Linked DNA regions of Homo sapiens: region 1 is linked to region 2. A link is an interaction called in ENCODE POLR2A ChIA-PET data of the cell type or tissue named here. Cell type or tissue: HCT116. All regions are shown on one strand. Each heading gives the region's core, and the rest is flanking DNA. Links, peaks and the distances in the headings are about the cores only.

Region 1 (11,553 bases), core at 3,554-11,553, 490 kb after region 2:
CCTCCCAGCAGCAGTCTAGGCTTCTGGCCCAAGTTGGGGCTGCTCACCTCCTCTTTTGTTTTTGAGACGGAGTCTCACCCTGTCGTCCAGGGTGGAGTGCAGTGGCTGGATCTCGGCTCACTGCAACCTCTGCCTCCCGGGTTCAAGCAATTCTCTGCCTCACCCTCCCGAGTAGCTGGGATTACACGCGCCTGCCACCACGCCCGGCTAATTTTTGTATTTTTAGTAGAGACAGGGTTTCACCATCTTGGCCAGGCTGGTCTTGAACTCCTGACCTCGTGATCCACCCGCCTCGGCCTCCCAAAGTGGTGGGATTACAGACGTGAGCCCCCACGCCCGGCCCACTTCCTCTTCCTCAAGTCCGCTTAAATGTCACTTGCTCAGCCAGGCCTTCTCTGATTTTTTTTTTGCCTCCATAAGTCGGCTTCTCCCTGTGGCCTGCCTGTTTGGTTCACAGCATTGCCCATGGTGGATGCTCAATACACATTCATTGAATCCTTCAGATGTCTAGGAGGCAGATGCAGCTGCTTTGGAAAACAGACTGGCATTTCCTCAAAGGGTTAAATAAATGTGGAATCACCATGCAATTCAGCAGTTCACTCCTAGGAATATACTCCAGACAACTGAAAACAGGTGTTCAAACAAAAGCGTGTACACAAGCGTCGGTAGCAGCGTGATTCATAATAGCCAAAAAGTGAAAACAACTCAAACGTCTGCTAATGATGCATGGATCGATGACGGGATATATCCTTACAACAGAATATTATCCGCCATGGGCCGGGCGCAGTGGCTCACGCCTGTAATCCCAGCACTTTGGGAGGCAGGCGGATCACTTGAGGTCAGGAGTTCGAGACCAGCCTGGCCAACATGGTGAAACTCCAGTTCTATTAAAAATACAAAAACTAGCCAGGCGTGGTGGTGCACGCCTGTAATCCCAGCTACATGGGAGGCTGAGGCAGGAGGATCCCATGAACTGGGAGGCAGAGGTTGCAGTGAGCCAAGATTGTGCCACTGCACTCCAGCCTGGGCAACAGAGCAAGACTACGTCTCAAAAAAAAAAAAAAAGAATATTATCAGCCATAAAAAAAAGGAGCGAGTCTCTGACACAAGTCACAGCATGGATGTACCTAGAAGACATCACACTCAGTGAGAGACGCCAGACACAAAGGTCACACAGTGTGTGATCAGAATGTTCAGGAAAGGCCCATCCACAGAGACAGGAGGGGGACGTGTGGGTGCCAGTGGGTGGGGAATGACCACTGAGAGGGATGCGGTTTTCATTTGGGTGATGAAAGTATTTTACAATTTGATTTCAGTGATGGCTGCGTGACTCTGGAAATATATTACAAACCATGGAATTGTATGCTCTAAATGGGTGCATTATATGTGAGTTAAGTCTCAATAAGCCCATTGTCCTAAGATGCAGCCCGGGGCTGAGGAAGAGGAGCTGGCCCTGGAATCTGGACGGTTCCACACGCCAGACCTGGCTCTGTTGCTTAATCAGCTCTCTGACCTCCCAGGCCTCCCCTGTGTCTCTCTGCTCACTTAAAAATAGTCTAGGTGAGGCTGGGTGTGGAGCCACCCCTCCCGGCCATAGTCAATAACAATTTAATTGAACATTTATTTTATTTTGTTTATTTATTTTATTTTATTTTATTTTATTTTTTTGAGATGGAGTCTTGCTCTGCCGCCCAGGCTGGAGTGCAGTGGCACCATCTCGGCTCACTGCAACCTCTGCTTCCCGGGTTCAAACGATTCTCCTGCCTCAGCCTCCCAAGTAGCTAGGATTACAGACATCCGCCACCACGCTCGGCTAATTTTTTTTTTTTTTTTTTTTTTAGTAGAGACAGGGTTTCACCATGTTGGCTAGGCTGGTCTTGAACTCCTGACCTCAGGTGGCCGCCCGTCTCGGCCTCCCAAGGTGCTAGATTGCAGGGGTGGGCCACTGCGCCCGGCCTTTTTGTTTGTTTTTTGTCATTTATTACTATGATTTATTTGCCAGTTTTTATAGCATGAAGCCAGGAACAGTATACCAATTTATAATCCTAGAGGTGGAAGCTCTCCATTAAGGATGACTTGCCTTATAATTCTTTGGTTTTCTAATTAATTTTTATTATGCAAATCATGTTCACATCCATTTCACTTGTACAGAATTAAGGAAGTGCAGCTCAGACCTCTTTAATTTCATTACATTTCCTATCGTCAGCTTATTGCTTTTTTTTTTTTTTTTTTTTTTTTTTTGAGACAGAGTCTCGCTCTGTCGTCCAGGCTAGTGTGCAGTGGCGCGATCTCGGCTCACTGCAAGCTTCACCTCCCGGGTTTACACCATTCTCCTGCCTCAGCCTCCCAAGTAGCTGGGACTACAGGTACACGCTGCCACGCCCGGCTAATTTTTTTGTATTTTTTAGTAGAGATGGGGTTTCACCGTGTTAGCCAGGATGGTCTCGATCTCCTGACATTGTGATCCACCCGCCTTGGCCTCCCAAAGTGCTGGGATTACAGTCGTGAGCCACTGTGCCAGGCCTTTTTTTTTTCTTTTTTTTTTTTTTGAGATAGAGTTTCATTCGCCCAGGCTGGAGTGCAGTGGCGTGATCTTTGCTCACTGCAACCTCCGCCTCCCAGGTTCAAGTGATTCTCCTGCCTCAGCCTCCTGAGTAGCCGGGATTACAGGCACGTGCCACCAAACCCAGCTAATGTTTGTATTTTTAGTAGAGACGGGGTTTTGCCATGTTGGCCAGGCAGGTCTTGAACTCCTGACCTCAGATGATCCGCCCACCTTGGCCTCCCAAAGTGCTGAGATTACAGGCGTGAGCCACTGTACCCGGCCGCATCTCTTTTTAAAATTTTTCCTAGCCACACTCACACACACACACACACACACACACACACACACGCACACCACACTGCATTGGTTTGCTAGGTAATAATTACGACAAACTGAGGGGCTTAAACAAGAGAAATTTATTGTTTCACAGTTCTGGAGGCCAGAAGTCCAAGAGGAAGGTGTGGGTAGGGCTGGGGCCTTCTGAGGGCGGGGAGAGAATCTGTCCCTGGCGTCTCCCAGTTTCTGGCATTGGCCAGCAATCCTGGGCTTTTCTTGTCTTGTAGGAGTGACACCCCGATGTCTGCCTGCATCTTCATGTGGGGTTCTCCCTATGTGCGTGTCTGCACCCAAATTTCCTCTTTTGATAAGGACAGCAGTCATACTGCGTCACGGCCCACCCTAATGATGTCATCTTAACTCATTATATCTGCAATGACCTTTTTCCAAATACGGTCACATTCTGAGGCCTTGGGGATTAGGACAGGAACCTGTGCATTCTGTGGGGACATGACTCCACCCACAGCACATGCCTACACACGTACACATGTGCGTATTCCTAATAAAGACGTGGGCTGGGCGCGGTGGCTCACGCCTGTAATGCCAGCACTGTGGGAGGCCGAGGTGGGTGGATCGCTGGAGGTCAGGAATTTGACACCAGCCTGGCCAACATGGAGAAACCCTGTCCCTACTAAAAACACAAAAATTGCCAGGCACGGTGGCTCACACCTGTAATCCCAGCACTTTGGGAGGCTGAGGTGGGAGGATCACGAGGTCCACAGTTCGAGACCAGCCTGGTCAACATGGTGAAACCCCATCTCTACTAAAAATACAAAAATTAGCCGGGCGTGGTGGCGGGCACCTGTAATCCCAGCTACTTGGGAGGCTGAGGTAGGAGAATAGCTTGAACACGGGAGGCAAAGGTTGCAGTGAGCGGAGATCCCGCCACGGCACTCCAGCCTGGGACAGAGCGAGACTCCGTCTCAAAAAAAAAAAAAAAATTTTTTTAACGTGAATATATATTTTTTATTTAGTCATTTTTGCTTACAGTTGAAACTCTAGAGAATCTGCGTGAAACTAGATGGCAGCCGGCTCATAAAGGTTCATTTGGACAAGGCACAGCAGAACAATATGGAACACAAGGTTGAAACTTTTTCTGGTGTCTATAAGAAGCTCATGGGCAAGGATGTTAATTTTGAATTCCCAGAGTTTCAATTGTAAGCAAAAATGACCAAATAAAAAATGTGTATTCACAGTTAAAAAAAAAATTCTACAAAAAAGTAAAACCACAAAAATTAGCTGGGCATGGGGGTGCACGCCTGTAGTCCCAGCTACTCAGAAGGCTGAGGCAGGAGAATCACTTGAACCTAGAGGCGGAGGTTGCAGTGAGCTGAGATCGTGCCACTGCACTCCAGCCTGGGTGACAGAGCGAGACTCCCTCTCAAAAAATAGTAAATAAATAAATAAAAATATAGGCTGGGCGTGGTGGCTCCCGCCTGTAATCTCAGCACTTTGAGAAGCCAAAGTGGGCCGATCACCTGAGGTCAGGATTTCAAGAACAGCCTGGCCAACATGGCAAAACCCTGTCTGTACTAAAAATACAAAAAGTAGCCACGCATGGTGGTGCACACCTGTAGCTCCAGCTACTCAGGAAGCTGCGGCACAAGAATTGCTTGAACCTGGGAGGCAGAGGTTTCAGTGAGTCAAGATCGAGCCACTACACTCCAGCCTGGGCGACATGGCGAGACTTTGTCTCAAAAAAATAAATAAATAAATAAAGTGAGGTCCTGGCCAGGTGCAGTAGCTCACACCTGTAATCCCAGCACTATGGGAGGCTGAGGCAGGAGGATTGCTTGAACCCAGGAATTTGAGGCCAGCCTGGACAACATAGTGAGACCCTGTCTCTACAAAAAAAAATAATAATAAAAGTAAGCAAACAAATGTGAGGTCCTATTCTGCTGTGTATTATACCAGTGCCTTCATGCTGTAAGCTTCAACTGCAACCAGTTCTGTTTACTCAATAATATCGCTCAGATAAAGGGTATTTTTTACTATTATTATTTTTTGAGACATGGTGTCTCGCTGTGTCACCCAGGCTGGAGTGTAGTCATCGGATCTCAGCTCACTGCAACCTCGAACTCCTGGGCTCAAGTGATTCTCCTGCTTCAGCCTCTCGAGCAGTTGGGACCACAGGTATGCACCACCACATCTGGCTGATTATTTTAATTTTCGTACAGATGGGGTCTTGCTTTGTTGCCCAGCTCCCAGGCTAGAGTGCAGTGGCTCAGTCTCAGCTCCCTGCAACCTCCACCTCCCTGCAACCTCCACCTCCCGTGTTCAAGTGATTCACGTGCCTCAGCCTTCAGAGTAGCCAGGGTTACAGGCACACATCGCCATGCGAGACTAATTTTTGTACTTTTAGTGGAGATGAGGTTTTGCCATGTTGGCCAGGCTGGTCTCAAACTCCTGGCCTCGTGATCCTCCTGCCTCAGCCTCCCACAGTACCACAGTACCACAGTACTGGGATTACATGCCCCCATTAATTTTTTTTTTTTTTTTTTGAGATGGAGTCTCTCTCTGTCGCCCAGGCTGGAGTGCAGTGGCGCCATCTCTGCTCACTGCAAGCTCCGTCTCCCGGGTTCATGCCATTCTCCTGCCTCAGCCTCCCGGGTAGCTGGGACTACAGGCGCCCGCCACCACACCCGGCTAAGTTTTTGTATTTTTAGTAGAGACGGGGTTTCACTGTGTTAGCCAGGATGGTCTCAATCTCCTGACCTCGCGATCCGCCCGCCTCGGCCTCCCAAAGTGCTGGGATTACAGGCATGAGCCACCGCGCCTGACCTTAAATTTTTAATAGATATTAATCAACATGGATGTGTGGACTTTTCTCCACCACCCAGGGAGAGTCAGGGTGTGGTTGGTTCTCCCAGGCCACGGACAATCTCAAGCCTCCTGGGGCTTTTTATAGAGGCAACTTCATACAGGCATTGCTTAAACAGATGCTGGAGAGCTGAGAAGGCGACAGGGAAGCGGAAAGAGAGCTACTGCCCCTAGCATCCCCTGGCCCCGGGGCTGGCAGAACACAGGGCTGGTGGGACAGGGATCTCAGGCCTCTGAGGAGGGGCACCCCACTGCTGCTGGGCCCTCAGGAACTCAGGGAAGCAATCTGAGCCTCAACTGTGGGACTTGGGCAATTTACTCAACTTCTGTGCCTCAGTTTCTCCATCTGTTAAGTGGGATAATTGCTTTGTCTACCTTTATGACGTTGCTGGCTGGGATTGTCCAGGGAGAATCAAACACCTGTTACAGAAAACGCTCTAGCTCAGTGGTTCTCATCCGGGGCCAACTCTGTCACGCCAGGAAATACCTAGTAATGTCTAGAGAGATTTTTCATTGTCGGACTAGGGGGGTGCTACTGGCATCTACACGGTTGAGGCCAGAGATCCTACACGGCCCCCACCACAAAAAATGATGTCCCAAACGTCAGGAGTACCGAGGTTGGTCAGGCACAGTGGCTTACGCCTGGAATCCCAGCACTTCGGGAGGCCGAGGCGGGCGGATCACCTGAGGTCAGGGGTTCGAGACCAGCCTGGCCAACATGGCGAAACCCCATCTCCACTAAAAAGACAAAAAACTTAGCCGGATGTGGTGGCACACGCCTATACTCCCAGCTACTCGGGAGGCTGAGGCAGGAGAACTGCTTGAACCCAGGAGGCGGAGGTTGCAGTGAGCTGAGATCGCACCGGTGCACTCCTGCCTGGGCGACAGAGCGACTCTCCGTCTCAAAACACAACACAACAACAAAAAGCTCCGAGTTCCAGGCCCTGCCGTGCCAGGAGGTCACCGCGCTTCGTTACAGCTCCTCCCCGTTTTGCTCTCAGCGCAAGGACTGACCAGCATCAACGTTAAAACGTAAATCACAAGACTCACAGAATGCGCTCCTTCTGGCAATGGTAGACCAGATACTGAACAGGACCTGAGGCCAGGAGGGTCCTGGCAAAGACTGAGTCACGCAAAGACTGACTGAAGAGGCCGGGCGCAGTGACTCACGCCTGTCATCCCAGCACTTTGGGAGCCCGAGGCGGGCAGATCATGAGGTCAGGAGTTAGAGAGCAGCCTGACCAACGTGGAGAAACCCCCGTCTCTACTAAAAATACAAAAACTTAGCCAGGCGTGGTGGCAGGCACCTGTAATCCCAGCTACTCAGGAGGCTGAGACAGGAGAATCGCTTGAACCTGGGAGGAGGAGGTTGTGGTGAGCTGAGATCGTGCCACTGCATTCCATCCTGGGCAATAGAGCAAGACTCCGTCTCAAAAAAAAAAAAAAAAAAAAAAAGAGTTCGTCCTTCCTTCCCTCCCTCCCCATCCTTTTTTTTTTTTTTTTTTTGAGACTGGGTCTCACTCTGTCGCCCAGGCTGGAGTGCAATGGCGCGATCTCAGGTCACCACAACCTCTGCCTCCCAGGTTCAAGCAATTCTCCTGCCTCAGCCTCCCGAGTAGCTGGGATTATAGGTGGCCACCACCATGCCCAGCTAATGTTTTTTTTGAGATGGAGTCTCACTCTGTCGCCGAGGCTGGAGTGCAATGGCCAGACCTCGGCTCACTGCAACCTCTGCCTCCCGGGCTCAAGTGATTCTCCTGCCTCAGCCTCCCGAGTAGCTGGGATTACAGGCATGCACCACCAGGCCTAGATAATTTTTTGTATTTTTAGTAGAGATGAGGTTTCACCATATTGGCGAGGATGGTCTCAGACTCCTCATCTCAGGTGACCCACCTGCCTCGGCCTCCCTAAGTGCTGGGATTACAGGTGTGAGCCACCGCGCCCGGCCAAGTTGTGTGGTTGAAGCCTCCTGGTATTCTGTTTGGTTCGGTTACTCTCACCTCACCCCCATTTTACAGAGAGGGCAACTGAAGCTTGGTGGCTTGTCAGGGACTGCCCAGATTTGATCCTGGCTTTGCTCCCCTGCTCCCCCGCCTCCACCGTGGCCACCCTCAGATATAAGGAAGTTTCAGTGCAGCCTCAGGAACCCTCACTGCCCACCCCCCCACCTCTGTCACCCCAGGCCTGGGTCACAGAAGATCAAGGAAGCCTCTAGTACTTGACATTCCCCACCCCACCCCGAGGCTGGACTGCGGCCATCAGGACATCCGATGTCCGGCCAGGGGAGGGGGAACGCAGGCTTGGCGTCAGGGGGCTGCTGGTGATGGGCTGGGGACATCAGACTGTGAGGATCTCTCCTGACTCCTCTGTCCTACCCCGAGGGCCTGAGCTTTCATCATGCCTTCCTGACATCTCTAGACAGGGCCTTCTCTGATCTTTACCCTCACGTCCAACCCCCACTCTTGTTGGGGCACATGTCCTCTCCTGTGGCTTCCCCACGCACGCAGCTGAGGCCTTCATTTGGAAGAAGCCCTTCCTCATCTCCCACTGGACTTTTTAATCTGACTCAGTCCCACCCTCCCTCTAACCCCTACCATGGCTCCCTAGTGACCTCAGGGTAATGTCCCAACTCCTCACCTACCTTGTAACCGCCCTTCTTGGTCTGACTCCTCCAGTCCTGTCCCTGATGAGGGGAACTGGGAGGGGTCATCCCTGTCTCCCCTCAAAAGCAGGGGCTTCAGAATCTTTGGGGCTCCTCAGCAAGAGGTCAGACCTAGTTCCTGCTCACCCCACAAAGTCAGGGCTAGGAAATATTAGCTGGCTTCAAAGGGACAAAAACAGAGGCCAGGTGCCGAGGCTCATGCCTATAATCCCAACACTCTGGGAGGCTGAGCCGGGAGGACCACTTGAAGCCAGGTGGTCGGGACCAGCCTAGGCAAAATGATGAGGCCTCATCTCTACAAAAAATTTAAAAATACTTTGGGTGGCCAGGCGCAGTGCCTCACACCTGTAATCCCAGCACTTTGGGAGGCCGAGGCAGGGGGATCATGAGGTCAGGAGATCGAGACCCTCCTGGCTAACACAGTGAAACCCCATCTCTACTAAAAATACAAAAAATTAGCCGGGCGTGGTCGTGGGCGCCCGTAGTCCCAGCTACTCAGGAGGCTGAGGCAGGAGAATGGCGTGAACCTGGGAGGTGGAGCTTGCAGTGAGTGGAGATGGCGCCACTGCACTCCAGCCTGGGCGACAGGCGAGACTCCGTCACAAACAAACAAACAAAAATACTTTGGGTGGCCAGGCGCGGTGGCTCACGCCTGTAATCCCAGCACTTTGGGAGGCTGTGGCAGGCGGATCACTTGAGGTCAGGAGTTCGAAAGCAGCCTGGCCAACATGGTGAAAACCATCTCTACTAAATATACAAAAATTATCTGGGGGTGGTGGCGCTCGCCTGTAGTCCCAGCTACTCGGGAGGCTGATACAGAACTGCTTGAACCCAGGAGGCAGAGGTTGCAGTGAGCGGAGACTGCGCCATTGCACTCCAGCCTAGGTGACAAAGCAAGACTCTGTCTTCAAAAACAAAAACAAAAAAACTACGTTGGGTATGGTGATTCATGCCTGTGATCTCAGCACTTTGGGAGGTCAGGAATTTCGAGAACCGACCCACAACATGGCGAAACAGCAACATGGCGAAACCCCGTCTCTACTAAAAAATACAAAAAATTAGCCGAGCGTGGTGGCAGGTGCCTGTAAGCCCAGTTACTTGGGAGGCTGAGGCAGGAGAATCGCTTGAACCCGGGAGGTGGAGGTTGCGGTGAGCCGAGATCGTGCTACTCCACCCCAGCCTGGGCGACAGAGCAAGACTCAGTCTCAAACAACAACCACCACAACAGCAAAAGGACAAGAATGCAGAGATGTGTTGGCGCTTTAACCACACCCTGCCTCCTCCGCTGGATCTTCTCCAAAGGGAGGCGGGATTGTGCCTGATTCTCGACCTACAAAGGAGGCTGAAAAAGCAGTGGACAGTGAGGCACCTGTTCCTCCACACTCAGGTGGCATTCCGCAGCCAGCACATAAAGAGGTCACGTGGAGCTGAGTTCAAATCCCACATCTGCCTCTTGTTAGTCCCATGCCCGCCACAGTCCCATGCCCATGCCCGTCTTTGTGAAACTCAGTTTCCTTATCTGTAAAAGAGGCATGAAGGGCTGGGCGCAGTGGCTCGCACCTGTAATCCCAGCACTTTGGGAGGCCGAGGCGGGCGGGTCACCTGAAGTCAGGAGTTTGAGACCAGCCTGGCCAAGATGGTGAAATCCCGTCTCTACTACAAATACAAAAATAAGCTGGGCGTGGTGGCGGGCGCCTGTAATCCCAGCTACTCGGGAGGCTGAGGCAGGAGAATCGCTTGAACCCGGGAGGTGGAGGTTGCAGTGAGCCGAGATCGTACCATTGCACGCCAGCCTGGCGACAAAGTGAGACTCCATCTCAAAAAAAACAAGAAAAGGCAGTGGAGGGGGTCATGAAGGCTGCACACTGTGCCTCACGTCTGTAATCCCATCTCTTTGGGACCAGTCAGGGCAACATAGCAAGACTTCCATCTCTGAAAAAATTAGCCAGGTGTGGTGGCAGGCACCTGTAGTCCCAGCTACTCAAGAGGCTGAGGCAGGAGGATCTCTTCAGCCCGGGAGGCCAAGGCTACAGTGAGCTGTGGTCACACCACTGCACTCCAGCCTAGGTGACAGAGCAAGACCCTGTCTCTAAAAATAAAAATTAATAATAAAATAAAATAATAGAGCATGAAGTGGTGTAAGACCTCCTAGGGATCTTGTGGGATGAAAGGAGATGAGGAATGGGAAAAACATTAGTTTTTTTGTTTTTGTTTTGAGACTGAGTCTCACTGTGTCACCCAGGCTGGAGCACAGTGGTGCGATCATAGCTCACTGCAGCCTTCGTTTCCTGGGCTTCAGTGATCCTCCCACAGCAACCTCCGGAGTAGCCAGGACTCCAGGTGTGCACCACCACACCTGGCTAATTTTGTTGTTGTTGTTGAGACAGGGTCTTCCTCCGTCGCCCAGGCTGGAGTGCAGTGGCGCGATCTTGGCTCACTGCAACCTCCACTTTCTGGGTTCAAGCGATTCTCCTGCCTCAGCCTCCGGAGTAGCTGGGTTACAGGCACCCACCACCACGCCTGGCTAATTACTGTAATTTTTTTTTTTTTTTGAGATGGGGTCTTGGTCTGTCCCCCAGGCTAGAGTGCAGCGGCACGATCTCAGCTCACTGCAACCTCCACCTCCCGGATTCAAGCCGTTCTCCTGCCTCAGCCTCCCGAGTAGCTGGGATTATCTGCGCCCGCCACCACGCCCAGCTAATTTTTGTATTTTTAGTAGAGACAGGGTTTCACCATCGTGGCCAGGCTGGTTTCGAACTCCTGACCTCGTGATCCACCCGCCTTGGCCTCCCAAAGCGCTGGGATTACAGGCGTGAGCCACCGCGCCTGGCCCAATTTTTGTATTTTTAGTAGAGACGGGGGTCTCACCATGTTGGCCAGGCTGGTCTCGAACTGCTGACCTCAAGTGACCCCTTCACCTTGGCCTCCCAAAGTGCTGGGATTACAGGCGGGAGCCAGGATCCCTGGTCCCTAGGCTAATATTTCAAAAAGTCATCTTTCATTTCCCTCAGAGGACTCTAAAGGGGAACGTGCCAGGAGGACTCTAAGTGGGAACGTGCCAAACAGAGAGGAAGGAATTGAGGTTCTTATCTCTCCTCAACCCTTTATCTCCCCGAGTCGTCTGCCCCTTATCTCTCCTCCTTCCTTTCTAGGTTCTGTGTCTTGACCTCTTTTACCCCTCCCGCCCATT
Region 2 (14,871 bases), core at 3,111-11,110:
TGTCCACCCGGGCCCGGACACCCAGTCGGCGCCCACTAAATGTTGGCGGAATGCAGCCAGGAGTTGGCGGCGAGGCGGGGGGAGGCAGCAACTCCTCTCCCCCCAGTCAGGCGGCGGAAGTCACAGAGGTGCTGGTGCCCCTGCCACCCGCGGCACCCACCTGGCTCACCCATGGGTGGCGGGCTCGGTGGGCCCCCCCACCTCCCTGCCAGCTGCCTCCGGAGAGGGCGTGGGGATTCCGTGTCAGTGCCCCCCGCCCCAACCTCAGAACTGGACCAGGGCGTAACCCTGAGCGTGCCGCTCCCACACTGGGGGTGCCTCCCCACCACCGGCCGATCACTTCCTATTGGCAAACTGGTCTGGGAGAGGTCCCGGGGAGGCCAGGCTGGGGCAGGGGCCCAGGCCAGGCCAGGCCTAAGCCCAGCCCTGCTGCTGCCAGGGCCTGAGGGCTTCAGGCCGGGGGCGTTTGTCCGCGAGGGCCACCCGCCATGGGGCCCCGAGAGCACCTATCGGCGGGGCCGGGGCCTCTGTTTACCACCAGCCATCGCTGTGGAGACAGAGCTTGGGGGAGAAGGGGGGGCAGGAGCCGGCCGCTGGAAAAGCGAAGTCTAAGGAAGGAAAGAAGAGCCAACCGGGACACTGAAATTTTAATTCGTGGGTCAGTCCGGGGGGTATTTATTATTCAGTTCCGATTGGCTGCGTGGCGGCCAGTCAGCACCTGGGCCCGGGCGGGCAGCCACGCATCGGCAGAGGCCCGCGGGCGGCCGCAGGCAGTGGATGGGTCCTTTGCTCTGTGCGGGAGACTGAGGCGCGGCCGAGGCAGAGCCCAGCCTGGGGCCTGGTCGGAAAGGTTCCTGGGGCGATCACAAATCCCTGCTGGGTGTTTGTTTGTTTGTTTGTTTTTTCCTTTTCTTTCCTTGAGTCCCTCTGACCTATAGCTGGGTCCACCTGGTGGCAGATCCCCGTTGCCATATGAGGAGGAAACCAAGGCCGGGAGGGGAGGTCAAATGTGAGCCTGGAAACTCCGGAGGTTAGAGCAAGCCTCGGAGCAGGTGCCGGTACTAGGCAGGGGAGACTGAAGCGTAGGGGGAAGCAGAGAGCGGCCCAAGGTCACTCAGGTGGGGTCAGAGCTGCCCCCTGTGCTCCATCCTTCCAGCTCGGGGCCTGTCCAAAGTCCCCTCCCACTGTGTGGTGGCCCAGGGGCGCCTGCCCACCTGTCTTTAAGCAGGGCCGGAGGTTGGCAGTAGAGGCTCAACTGCAGGCACCTGCCTGCAAATGGAGTGTCACCGAGGCTTATTAAACCCTGTGTCCGAAGATGACATTGAGGCTCAGAGAGGGCCAGCATGGCTCCCAAGGTCACACAGCACGAGCCACAGCCCTCTCGCCTCCCTGCCTCACCGGGCAGGCCCTGGCTGGCGCACGTGCATACGAGGCCCCTCTGCAATCCTGCCGAGCCACAAACTCGTCTCACCTTGGTCCTCAGAGGCGGGCAGGGCTCTGGGTTTTATGACCAGAGGAGACCGAGGTCACCTCCCCAGAGCCAGCCCACTGCAGCCCAGATGCTCCAAGGAGGGCTCCTCAAGGGTTGGAATGCTGGCACGCTTGCTCTGCGACCTTGGATGAGCCCCGTGACCCCTGCAGCCGGGGCGCGCTGTGTTCCTGGGGCTGTGGAGGGTCCCCCAGCTGCTGCCTGCAAAGCCACCCGTGGTGTCTTTTCTCCTCCGCGGCGGAAACTCCCAGGTCAGCTCAGGGCATGGCAGAGACCTGAGTGTGGGGTGTGGGTCAGAACTGCGTGAGACACCTGCACCCCCACCTGTCACCTGCCAGACCATAAACTGCCCTGCAGTAGCCCTGGGCAACAAGGACAAGAGGAACGAGCTTGGGTGGGGGTGAGCCTTGGGTGGGGGTGAGCATGGTCCAGTCCTAGCCCAGCCCTTGGGTCCACCCCAGCAGTCACTCCCCCTCTGCCAGCCTCAGTCTTCCCATCCAGACAGTGGGGAGATGGTCATCAGCCCTAGAGTGTTGTCTCGAGGGTTCGCTCAGCGGCTCATTGGGAATGCTTGTTGAGCGACTACTGTGCACTGTGTCAGGCCCCTGCGGAGCTGTCTTGAGAGCTGGAGGGGCAGAGGCCCCTCCCTGAGCCACCCATGTCAGCTGGACTCCAGCCCTGCCCCAGGCTCCTGTGTGAGAGCTCCCTTGCAAGGCAGCTCTGAGGGTATGAGGATAAGCCGTCCTTCCTCTCAGCCCCCAGGGTAGGGGGATTTCATCTCCTGCTGGTATCCGGGGGCCAGGAAAGGGGATGGAAGGAGCCGTGGGAGGACTAGTTAGGCAGGCCAGAGCCAGACAGACGGCCCGTGCTCAAATTCCAGTTCTGCTGCGCGACCCTGGCCAAGCTGCTCCCCCTCTCTGATCCCGTTCCCCGTTTGCAAAATGGGGCACAGACACAGATCCTGCCTTCCAGCGCTGTGGGTGCCGTCACGTACCGTGGGTCTCTGGGGCGATTATCAAGGCCCAGCCTCCCCCAGCTGCTCCGAGGAGCGGCTCTGGCCCTTGGGCCCCGAGCGCCGAGTCCAGAGCCCCAAAGCGCAGAAGGCGCCCCTCAGAGAATCCGGCGCTCGGGAGGAGCGTGGCCAAAGGACCAGCCCCTCCATCTGTCCCCCCAGCAGGCTGTGGACGGCCACTCGGTGGAAGTGTCGCCACCCACGCCTTTCTGGTTTGACTGGAAAACAAGGCCCATCCCACCTATCAGGATGCCTGAGAGAAGGATCTGGCCGGATTCTGCAGGCCGCCAGGCTCCCAGGCTGAGCCTTCCACCTGCTCAGGCGAGAGTGGGGGTGGGGCAGGTATCTCCAGGTGACAAGCAGGCCTCCCTCAGGGGAGGGAGAGAGAGGTCACCTCGGCCTCTCACAGGCATCTCAGCTAAGCAGGTGCAGCCTGGGCTGATGGCAGGGTGGACAAGGATGGGCTTCCGAGAGTCTGGCCTTGCTTGCCCCCAGTGACGGGAAGCTCAGCCCCTCCACTGTCGTCATGAAGCTTCCTCTTGGAACCTGGGCTCGGGCTGTAGTCTGGGCTTCCTGGCCCATGACATCTCAGAGTGTGGGAACAGGGTGGGCCTCAGTCCCGCCCATGAGTTGGGCGTCAGATGGGATCCCCCTGGCCTCCTCATCGCTGCCCCCATCCCCGCTGTCACACTTCCCACTGGGTCCCCACGGCCTTCCTGCCTCTGGCCCTTTAAGGCCCAGGCAGGAAGCCCCTCCCCATTTAGGGCAATAAATGGACACGTAAAATGGCCGAGGGCCTGTTTGCTCCATGTCTGGCCCAGAGGGAGGCCTGCGGGCGAGGGCAGGCGGGCAGGGGGCGGGCTGGCAGCTGGCAGCCACCCCAGGCCGTTGGTGCCCCCCGATCGGGACACTGCATTCCTGTCCCATTAAACCCAGGCCGAGGACTGGGCCAGGCGGGGCTTGGCACCAGGTCAGGGCGGGGTTACCCGTCGGGACCAACCTTGCAACACAGGCCGCTGGGCGGGGAGGGGGCGGGGGCTGCCGGGTGCGGGCCTGGCAGCCGCACCTGCACACCAGGCTTACAGTGTGACCTTGGGCCGGCCGCCCACCCTCTCTGGGCCTGATCTCCCCTTCCAGCTTCCTCCTCAGGCCCCACCACTCACTCCCTTGGTAGGTGAGGAGGGGACTGAATTCCCGGAATAGCATTCAGGAGCAAAGTTCCCATCCGTGAGGGGTGGTGAACAGCCTGGCAATGTGTTTTGGGGACTGGCTCTGGCGCACATTAGGTCCCTGGGCTAAGTTTGCTGAATGGATGTGAGCGGGACCCTGACCACAGTGGGGGGCCCCTTTCCACTGTTACGACCCCCATCCCCCAGGAGACAGAGGCTCAGAGAGGTCTCGCATCTTGCCCAAGGTCACACAGCTTGGAGGTGGGGGAGCCGAGGCTTGAACCCGAGCTGCTCTGCACAGCACATGAGGGGTGAGAGGTCCCTTTGGCCTCCTTCCCTGCTCTCCCTGGGCAGAGGGTTGGGTGGGGGCCCTGATCCCCTCATTAGACGGCCCCCTGCTCCAGGAAGTGACCTTCGGGAAGGTGGCGGGTGGCAGTTACCTGCCCAGCCCTCACCTTGTCGTGTGACCTTGGGGAGGCCCCTGGCTCCCACACCCTGCACTAGCGATGCAGCCTCCTCTCTGCCGGTCCCCCTTCCCCGGTCGCCCACCTCCAGGCCTCAGTTCCTGATGCTCCCCGTGCTGGGGTGCCCTTCTTGGGATGCCGGGGTCCTTCCTAGGCGACATCTGCTGCTCCCTGAGCCACGTCAGGGTGCTTCCGAGCTCACGACACATCCCCCGCAGCTGGGAAGTGGCAGCTGCCCAGATCAGAGGGCTGCTGTGTGACCTCGACTGGGCCGCCTCACCTCTCTGAGCCTCTCAGGGACCTGGGGAAGACGAAGTGAAGGTGCCCAGTTAGTTTGGGAGCACAGAGGGGGCCGAAATGCGGCCCGGGTGCCGTGGCTCTCGACAAACACTACAGCAAGTGACCCTTAGGTTAGATGGGAGGTGGGACCGGCAGGCTGCACAGCCCCCTGCTTCTGGGTATGCCTGGCAGCCAGCTGGGTGGGCCGGGGCGTGGGCTGTCTCTGGTTTATCCGGCGGTTTGCTGCGCCCCTACTATGCGCCACCCTGGGAGGGTTGGGCTTAGGGGCCTGGGAGTGGCCCGGGGGGAGGAGGGCGCCCCACCTCCAGCCCAGGAGGGGCCTGCCAGGGCCTGCCCCTCGGCCGCCGAGTCAGCACCAAGCAGCCCCGGAAATCCCACGGAGGCCAGCGCGGGGGAGGAGCTGTGATGAAAGATGGGGCCCCGGGTGGGTGTGGGCCGAGCCCAGGGGACCCTGGCCGGCAGGGGTGGGGACCTGGCTGGCGTGGGGCCGGGGCTTCCTGGAGGAGGGGAACGAAACCGCCACCTCCGGAGGCGTGTACCGTGTGTCGGGCGCACAGTGGGGCTTCAGCACTCGGGGACTTTTTATTGCCAAGACTTTGTGGCCCCCGCCGGGGGTGCTCTGGCTGGGCCCGGCCTCCCCTCTCCCACCTCGGAGGCAGGGTCTTCGGCCCTTTCCTTAGGGGAGGCCTCCAGGAGGCCTAGGTGGGGGCATTGGCGCAGGGCGTGGCCGGCAGGTGGCTTGTGTTCCTGGAGTGAGGGCGTGGGTCAGTTGTCTCAGAGCGAGTTTAGTTTCCAGGGCGAGGGCAGGGCCTTGCCCTGGGTGGGTGGGGGGACCGGCCCCTCCATCATTTCCTGGCCCCCAGCCCCTGGGAGTCAGCCCTGCCGGGCATCCTTAGGCCAGGACTGCAGCCCTCTCTGGGCCCCGGCATTCTCATCTGTAAAACGCGGCCACAGTCCTCTCACGGGGGCTTTCCTTGGCTGACATCACCCCGGGCCTCGCTGCTTTGAGGGAGGGCCTCAGTGATATTTAGGGGGGAACAGGGGCCCAAGAGAGGGTCCCAGGCTGGAGAGGGCAGAGACTGGGACCCCCGGACCCAACCTGGAACTGGGATCTTCACACTGGCGGGGACCTGCAGGAGGTCGCTGAGCCACCTGGATTATTTTGGGCCCATCCTCCAGGCCCCAGGAAAGACACCTCCCAGCCACTCCAGAGCGGGGACCCTGGTCACCCGAGGGGAGGAACGGCCCAGCAGGCCAGGGATAGCCATCTTGGGGCGTTGGTGGCCTGGGTCAGAGGTCTCCCCCCATGCTGGGGTGGGTAGGAGGGCCCGGGCCCGTCTGATCCGGAGCTCCATCTGCTCACACGCTCCCCGCGGCCCAGGGCCAGACGGCAGATGGTGGCAGGGGGTGGACACCACCAAAGGGGACTCCTCGGAGGCTTCCCAGGGCCGAGCCTTGGGTGGGGTCGCTCCCCTCCTACCCTCCCTGCTCCCAGCAGCCACATCTGAGCCCACCGCCCCACCACAGGCCTTAGAGTAGACGGGGGTGCTGAGCAGCTGGGCCCTGGGCCGAGGCTGGAAGGAGGGAAGGAAGGCGGGTGGAGGGGCCTGGGGAGCGTGGTGGCACTGAGCAAGCTCACAAAGGCCTCTGTGTCGCCTGGCAGCTCAGGCCCCGCGCTGAGGGCCCTGGGCTTTGGGTCCGGCTGGACCGACACCATGCCTCCCTTGTGGGGCCTGGCTCAAGCCCGTCGGCGTCAGAGCCTGCCTGAGCTGCTGGGCTGGGGGACAGGAGGGTCTGGTGGCCCGGAGGAGGCCATGAAAGGCCCAGCTCAGGCCCTCTCCCCAGGGGCCTTGCCCAGGGGCTCTGGCCCGAGAGCCACCGGCCGGCCTGGAGGAATGTGAGCTGTGCTGGGTGACTCGGGGCCGCCAGGGGCTCCCAGGAGAGGGCGGAGGGGTGGGGACAGGGGCCAGAGGGTTGCACAAGCTCCGAGTGGGTGGATGAGTCACAGCCGAGGGGAAGGCGGAAAAAAGGGAGGGGGAGAAAGGGGTGGGACAGACACAGTCCCCCCAGGGCCCGGCGCTGCCCGAAACCTCTGCCCATTTGACAGATAGGGAGACTGAGGCCCAGAGAGGGCCAAGGCCTTGGCTGGGGCTGAACAGCTCAGCTGGGGTGGCTGAGAGTTGGGGAGGGGCTGCCAGGCAGTCCTGTGGGCAGGCAGGAGGTGGACAGGGGTTCCCCCGGCTCCCTGCTCCTCCTGGGCTGTAGCCCGGTCTCTGTTACTCACAGCCAGGGCTGAGCCCTATGCTGGGGGCTCTGAGGGGCAGGAAGGGGTTTAGCCTGCGGAGTCACTGGCCCTGTCCGGACGGGGCACACCCACGGTGGCCTTGACCTCAGCTGGGTTTCGGCACTGGGTCCCCGTGCCTGGGCTGCCACACCCCTTCCTGCTGACTCAGAGCCCCCCTGAAAAGAACCAGGCCTGACCAGGAGGCAGGAGTCAGGGTTGGGGAGGCCAAGGGGTCGGCTCTTAGGTCCACTCTGGGTTTGAGTTTGGACGCAACTGTGTCCTCATGGTGGGGCCTCGGGCAAGTGGCCTCAGCTCACGACGGAGTGGGTGCTGCCGGTGGGGTTCGGGTGGAACTGGCGGGAAGTAGGTGTTATGTGTTGTTGTTATTGTTTTTTTTTTTTTTTTTGGAGACGAGTCTCGCTCTGTCACCAGACTGGAGTGCTGTGGCGTGATCTAGGTGGCTCACTGCAGCCTCCACCTCCTGGTTCAAGTGATTCTCCTGCCTCAGCCTCCCGAGTAGCTGGGACTATAGGCCCGCGCCACCAGGCCCAGCTAATTTTTTGTTAGAAATGGGGTTTCACCATGTTGCCCAGGATGGTCTCAATCTCTTGACCTCATGATCCACCCACCTTGGCCTCTCAAAGTGCTGGGATTACCGGCGTGAGCCACCGCGTCTGGCCATAGTAGGTGTTTTGTAAAGGTCACTGCGTGGCCTCCCCTCTGTATCGGCCGAAGCCCGTGCTCAGATCAACAGGAAAATGGCTCAGATCAGGGCACTTCTCTCGAGCTACTGCGTCCTCCTGTAGCGCCTCAGAGTGCCCTTTCCTTATTTATTTATTTTTCCAACACGGAGTTTCGCTCTTGTTGCCCAGGCTGGAGTACAATGGCGCAATCTCACCGCAACCCCCGCCTCCCGGGTTCAAGCGATTCTCCTGCCTCAGCCTCCCGAGTAGCTGGGATTACAGGCACGCGCCACCACACCTGGCTAATTTTGTATTTTTAGTAGAGACGAGATTTCACCATGTTGGTCAGGCTGGTCTTGAACTCCAGACCTTAGGTGATCCGCCTGCCTTGGCTTCCCAAAGTGCTGGGATTATAGATGTGAGCCACAGTGCCCAGCCCTTTTTTTTTTTCTTTTTCTTTTTCTTTTTTTTTTTTTTTCAGACCGAGTCTCGCTGTGTTGCCCAGGCTGGAGTACGGTGGCTCCATCCAGGTTCACCACAACCTTCGCCTCCCGGGTTCAAGCGATTCTTCTGCCTCAGCGTCCTGAGTAGCTGGGATTACAGGCACGCGCCACCACGCCTGGCTGATTTTTTTTTTTAAGACGGAGTCTCGCTCTGTGGCCCAGGCAGGAGTGCAGTGGTGCAATCTCGGCTCACTGCAACCTCCACCCCCCAGGTTCAAGCGATTCTCCCGCCTCAGCCTCCCGAGTAGCTGGGATTACAGGCACGTGCCATCACGCCCATCTATTTTTGTATTTTTAGTAGAGACAGAGTTTCACTGTGTCAGCCAGGATGGTCTCGATCTCCTGACCTGGTGATCTGCCCGCCTCGGCCTCCCAAAGTGCTGGGATTACAGGTGTGAGCCACCACACCCAGCCTAATTTTTGTATTTTTAGTAGAGACAGGGTTTCACCATGTTGGCCAGGCTGGTCGCTGGTCTTGAACTCCTGACCTCAAGTGATCTGCCCACCTCAGCCTCCCCAAAATGCTAGAATTACAGGCGTGAGCACCGAGCCGGGCCTCAAAGTGCCCTTTCAACAGGCATTCCCGGGGGCCCTCCTCGGAGGGGTGGTGCCAGTGTGCTTGTGAAATTTAAGCGTCCAGTGTGGGTTTTGCCAGCCTCATCTCACGCTGATGAGACAGAACAGGGCATCTGACTGCTCTTGGGCACAGCTAGGGAAACTGAGGCTGATGGGGGGCAGGAAACCTGACTGTCCTCATGCACAGCTGGGGAAATTGAGGCTGGGGGCAGGACAGCTGGCCGCCCTTGTGTACAGATGGGAAACAGGTTGGGAGTGGGACACCTGATTGCCTTCCTGTACAGCTGGGGAAACTGAGGCTGGGGACATGACGTCTGATTGCTTTTGTGTACAGCTGGGGAAACAGGCTGGGGGAGGCAGGACATCTGACCATTCTCATGCACAGCTGGGGAAACTGAGGCTAGAGGATAGGACATTTGACTGCACTTGGGAACAGCTGGGGAAACTGAGGCTGGGGAGCCGGGACATCTGGCTATCCTCATGCACAGATGGAAAACAGTCTTGGCCGGGTGCCGTGGTTCATGCCTGTAATCTTAGCACCTTGGGAGGCAGGGGCGGTTGGATCATTTGAGGCCAGGGTTTTTTGATTTGTTTTGTTTTTTTGAGATGGAGTCTTGCTCTGTTGCCCAGGCTGGAGTGCAGTGGCGTGATCTCAGCTCACTGCAAGCTCTGCCTCCTGGGTTCATGCCATTCTCCTGCCTCAGCCTCCCGAGTAGCTGGAACTACAGGCCCCCGCCAACACGCCCGGCTAATTTTTTGTATTTTTTAGTAGAGACGGGGTTTCACTGTGTTAGCCAGGATGGTCTCCATCCCCTGACCTCATGATCTGCCTGTCTCGGCCTCCCAAAGTGCTGGGATTACAGGCGTGAGCCACCGCGCCAGGCCGAGGCCAGGGGTTTGAGACCAGCCTGGCCAACATGGTGATAGCCTGTCTCTGTATTAAAGACACACAAAAAAGAAAAGAGGCTGGAGGCAGGGCATGTATCGCTTTGGTGCACAGCTGGGGAAGCTGGGGCTGGAAAGGCGCGACATCTGACCGCCTTCACGTGCAGGTGGGAATGTGAGGCTGGGGGAGCAGGGTGGAACGCTGCTTCTCAAGGGCCTCGGGCCCTTGTCAGTGGGCACAGGAACCCCCGCACCCCCACTCACGAGCGCCCTCTCCTTCCCCACTGCTGCAGGTCTCGGCGCGGAAGATGGCCGGCGGCGTGGACGGCCCCATCGGGATCCCGTTCCCCGACCACAGCAGCGACATCCTGAGTGGGCTGAACGAGCAGCGGACGCAGGGCCTGCTGTGCGACGTGGTGATCCTGGTGGAGGGCCGCGAGTTCCCCACGCACCGCTCGGTGCTGGCCGCCTGCAGCCAGTACTTCAAGAAGCTGTTCACGTCGGGCGCCGTGGTGGACCAGCAGAACGTGTACGAGATCGACTTCGTCAGCGCCGAGGCGCTCACCGCGCTCATGGACTTCGCCTACACGGCCACGCTCACCGTCAGCACAGCCAACGTGGGTGACATCCTCAGCGCCGCCCGCCTGCTGGAGATCCCCGCCGTGAGCCACGTGTGCGCCGACCTCCTGGACCGGCAGATCCTGGCGGCCGACGCGGGCGCCGACGCCGGGCAGCTGGACCTTGTAGATCAAATTGATCAGCGCAACCTCCTCCGCGCCAAGGAGTACCTCGAGTTCTTCCAGAGCAACCCCATGAACAGCCTGCCCCCCGCGGCCGCCGCCGCCGCTGCCAGCTTCCCGTGGTCCGCCTTTGGGGCGTCCGATGATGACCTGGATGCCACCAAGGAGGCCGTGGCCGCCGCTGTGGCCGCCGTGGCCGCGGGCGACTGCAACGGCTTAGACTTCTATGGGCCGGGCCCCCCGGCCGAGCGGCCCCCGACGGGGGACGGGGACGAGGGCGACAGCAACCCGGGTCTGTGGCCAGAGCGGGATGAGGACGCCCCCACCGGGGGTCTCTTTCCGCCGCCGGTGGCCCCGCCGGCCGCCACGCAGAACGGCCACTACGGCCGCGGCGGAGAGGAGGAGGCCGCCTCGCTGTCGGAGGCGGCCCCCGAGCCGGGCGACTCTCCGGGCTTCCTGTCGGGAGCGGCCGAGGGCGAGGACGGGGACGGGCCCGACGTGGACGGGCTGGCGGCCAGCACGCTGCTGCAGCAGATGATGTCATCGGTGGGCCGGGCGGGGGCCGCGGCGGGGGACAGCGACGAGGAGTCGCGGGCCGACGACAAGGGCGTCATGGACTACTACCTGAAGTACTTCAGCGGCGCCCACGACGGCGACGTCTACCCGGCCTGGTCGCAGAAGGTGGAGAAGAAGATCCGAGCCAAGGCCTTCCAGAAGTGCCCCATCTGCGAGAAGGTCATCCAGGGCGCCGGCAAGCTGCCGCGACACATCCGCACCCACACGGGCGAGAAGCCCTACGAGTGCAACATCTGCAAGGTCCGCTTCACCAGGTGAGCTGCCCGCCGCGGGGGAGGCGCCGTCCTGCTCTCTGCCCCAGCATCCGCCGCTCACGACCCCTCCCGCCTCTCTCCCTGCACCGCACGCACACATGCACGCAGACGCACACATACACGCACGTGCACACAGACACGTACACGCACAGACACATGCACGTCACCTACACATCCACACACACGCAGACACACATACACGCACTTGCACATATATACGCACATGCACACACATGCACAGACGCGTATGCCACGTACACATGCACACACACAGACGCACACACGCACACGCACACCACATACACATACAGACATGCTACACAGACACATGCAGACACAGATGCACACCACATACACATCACATACACATGCACGCACACACACGCACACCGACATGCGCGCACACACACGCACACCACATACACATCACATACACATGCACGCACGCACGCACGCACACACGCACACCCAGGCACGCACACAGATGCACACGCACCCCCAGACATGCATGCAGGCACATGCACACAGACACGTACATGCGCACACATACATGCACATGCATGCAAACATGCACCCACAGACACACATATATGCACACACACGCAAACAGACACACCCCACCTCTTGGGCCCAAAGCCAACGAACGCTTCCCTGACCCACGTGGCTGTTAAGAACAGCCTAGACCAGGCCCTGCCCTTGTGGGTGGACATCCCGGTGGGTGACAGCACAGGCCAGACATAAGATGACAGCCACATCATATGCAAAGCGTGCCGGACAGGGTTGAGCTGCGGGAGGTGGGCGGGAAGGCACAGTCGTTCTTCCTTCCTGGAGGGCTGGTTCTTCTCTTCTGCACTTTTGGATTTTTTTCTTTTTCTGCTTTGGGAGAGGGTGACAGGCCCTCAGGCTTAGGGAGGGACAGCCCAGGCCGTGGAGCGGCTTCTGAGTTTCCCGTGAGCCTGGGTCATTTGCTTCAATCAGCCAACATTTATGAAGCGTCTGCTGGTGCCAGGCCTGTTCTAGGCGCCGGGGACAGGCCTTGCCGGAACCTGAAGGAGGGGAGGAGCAGCTGTGGGAAAGGGCGTTCCAGGCAGAGGGAACAGCCAGTGCAGAGGCCCTGAGGCCAGCTCAGCTTGAGAGATCACTGTGCCCCCCTGGGAGCCACAGGACTTGGTCCCTAAACAGCAGGAGTTCAAGGCCAGGCCCGGGCAGTTTGCAATTCGGTCTCAGGAGTCCAGAGGTGGCTGGCTGGGCCTCGTAGATCCGGGGCGGGCTGTAGCGGTGGGGGCAGGGGGCTGGCAGGCAGGGACCTGGCCAGGCTGGGTGACTCAGCACCACCCCCTGCCCCCCGCCCGCCCTGGGGTTCCCCCAGCCACGCCCACCGAGGCTGAAGAAAGAGGCCATTGTCCCAGCTTCCCAACCCCACCCCGTGGGGACAGGAACTGGGACTGACCCCTCCCCAGCACCCCGGCCCCCTCCCCAGCAGGCCAGGAGAGGAAGGTGCGGCCTGGACTCCGGCGCCCAGGAGTGCCAGGCAGGGGGCAAAGGGCACTTTGGGAGGCAGGCAGTGTAGCTGGTGGTTTGTCCCTCCTTGGTGAGGTTGGGGTACTGGAGGTCTTGGGGGGCTCCTCTTCCTCCAGGCAGGGGTCACTGTGGGTTCGTCTCTGAGCTCAGGAAGAGCAGCTTGGTGGGGTGCAGAGAACTGGGGTCTGCAGAGGGGACCAGGCTGAGCGAAGGTGGTGACCCCCACCCTGCCTCCCTGGCCGCAGGCCACAGGCCCGGTTTCATTCTGACTCGGGCACTGCTGGCTATCCCACCCGACCCGGGGCTGATCCCCTCAGTCAGAGAAACTGAGGCTTAGAGAGGGACAATTGTGGAGACCTCTTCCTCCCACCCCAATTTAGACCCACCTGCTTCCTCTTTTCCCCCACCCCGTGCTCTGGTCCCCCCTCCCCAGGACACCAGCACCTCCACCCTCCAAAAGCCTGGGAGCCCGAGGCCCCTCTGAGTCACAGCAGGGCGTTGAGTAAGTGGGGCCTGTGGTGGCCGGGGCTATAATTACCCAGGCTGGGGCTCGGGGTGATGAAACTAGGGATACCTCCGCCCCCACCCCGCCTCTGCGTGGCCCTCTGGCCTGCTGTGCAGCTCCAGGCAAGTCCCTTCCTCTCTCTGGGCCTCCCAGGCTCATCTGGGGAGTCTCTGCACGGTTCTAGAAAAACCTAGTGGCTGCCATCCCCTCTGTGACCCCGGCCCTGTGCCAGATCTGGGCAAGGCAGCCCGGAGACCTTGCCGTGGGCTTTGCAGAAGGTGATCAGTAAACCAGAGGCCTGGAGGCTGGTAACAGACCTGGTTAGGCCAGGGTTCTGTTAGCAAGTTACCACGTTCTGTTGGCTTCAGTGGGGCAGCAAGGCTAGAGATAAGGTAGGGGTCTGGTTGCCAAGGGCCAGGCCTTGACCCTCAGGGCAACAGAGCCAAGGAGGGGTTAAAGTTAGGGACACCAGCTCTGTAGCTGGTGCCAGAGGGAGGGACTTAGGGCTGGAGGAACCCAGAGGGGAGCCAGGTCTTTGGGAATTAGGAAAGGTAGAGGGGCATTCAAGGTAGGGCTTTGAGGGATGAGTAGGAGTTTGCCAGTCCCCACACTAAAGAAGTCTTCAGTCTATTGAGTGTGAGAAGGAAGAAACCCGAGGTGGCTCAGATGTGGGGCACAACAGGCAGCAGCAAGGAGTAGGTCAGGTTCTAGCCAGGGCTCTTGAGACCCAGGGCTCCCTCCTGCCCTCCGGATCCCAGGAAGGAGTACACTTTATTACTATAGATTGGCATCACTCAATGGGAATAGGCAAGACACCTACTTTTTTTTTTTTTTTTTTTTTTTTTTTTGAGACGAGTCTTGCTCTGTCGCCCAGGCTGGAGTGCAGTGGCACGATCTCAGCTCACTGCAACCTCCACCTCCCAGGTTCAAGCGATTCTCCTGCCTCAGCTTCCCAAGTAGCTGGGATTATAGGCGCCCACCACCATGCCGGCTAATTTTTGTATTTTTAGTAGAGACGGGGTTTCACCACGTTGGCCAGGCTGGTCTCGAACTCCTGACCTCAGGTGATCTGCCCGCCTTAGCCTCCCAAAGCGCTGGGGTTACAGGTGTGAGCCACCATGCCCGGCCAGCAAGCCACTTACATATTTTTACATTTTCTGACAGCCCCGTTCAAAAAAAGTCAAAGAGAGTTGGTGAAAGTGACTTGAAACATTTTACCTAACCCAGTAGATGCATTTCCATGTGTAGTCAATGTGCACGATCCTCATTGAGCCATTTTACATCACCTTTTGCATATCAAGTCTTCAAAAGCTGGGGTACCTTTTGCACTTCCAGCGCACATCAGTTCAGAGTGGCCACATTCCAAGGGTTCAGGAGCCACCTAGGCCACAGGCACCCCACTGATATGGTGACCGGCTTTGTAGGCTAGAGGCTCCAGGCTAAGCTGGGTCCACGCTGCCCCCATGGGGCGAGACAGGCAGGGAGGGGCCCTCAAGTCACACCCAACCCCTGCCTTCTCGGGGCTCACAATCCAATCAGGGAGACAGAGGAGAAACAAGGAAATCAACAGAAACAAGAGAGACCGGCCGGGCGCGGTGGCTCACGCCTGTAATCCCAGCACTTTGGGAGGCCGAGGCAGGCGGATCACTTGAGGTCAGGAGTTCAAGACCAGCCCAGCCAACATGGTGAAAACCCTGTCTCCATTAAAAATACAAAAATCAGCCAGGTGTGGTGGCGCACGCCTGTAATCCCAGCGTTTGGGGAGGCCGAGGCGGGTGGATCACCTGAGGTCAGGAGTCCGAGACCAGCCCGGCCAACATGGTGAAACCCCGTCTCTACTAAAAATACAAAAATGAGCCAGGTGTGGTGGCAGAGGGCCTGTAATCCCAGCTACTTGGGAGGCTGAGGCA

The links. Peaks named below come from ENCODE experiments on the same cell type or tissue, not always from the same donor. Only the 100,000 strongest peaks of a DNase experiment are listed, where the experiment ranks them.
Region 1: POLR2A ChIA-PET joins it to region 2 with 7 read pairs; 1 of 35 experiments calls an interaction of 5 or more read pairs at or near these places.

The regions. Positions count from the first base shown.
Region 1 is chr19:3,560,606-3,572,158 of GRCh38, reverse strand. It overlaps LOC124904618 (a long non-coding RNA gene), which reads left to right. Exons shown (of 2, transcript XR_007067101.1): 2 at 504-1,372. Among named protein-coding and RNA genes, the nearest start is that of HMG20B, 6.6 kb to the left of the region's middle. RefSeq lists an enhancer at 1-569. In HCT116, for the core only: no CTCF peak of the experiment used is centred there; DNase peaks (open chromatin) are centred at 6,808, 9,318 and 9,668; H3K4me3 peaks cover 2,684 bases; H3K27ac peaks cover 4,865 bases.
Region 2 is chr19:4,050,035-4,064,905 of GRCh38, reverse strand. It overlaps ZBTB7A (zinc finger and BTB domain containing 7A), which reads left to right. Exons shown (of 3, transcript NM_015898.4): 2 at 9,659-10,935. The coding sequence starts at 9,674. Among named protein-coding and RNA genes, the nearest start is that of ZBTB7A, 9.4 kb to the left of the region's middle. RefSeq lists silencers at 57-196, 3,309-3,358, 3,389-3,628, 4,649-5,038, 5,059-5,188 and 1 more and enhancers at 1,177-1,356, 1,851-2,358, 4,389-4,498, 6,587-6,646. In HCT116, for the core only: no CTCF peak of the experiment used is centred there; DNase peaks (open chromatin) are centred at 3,371 and 6,405; H3K4me3 peaks cover 3,756 bases; H3K27ac peaks cover 4,237 bases.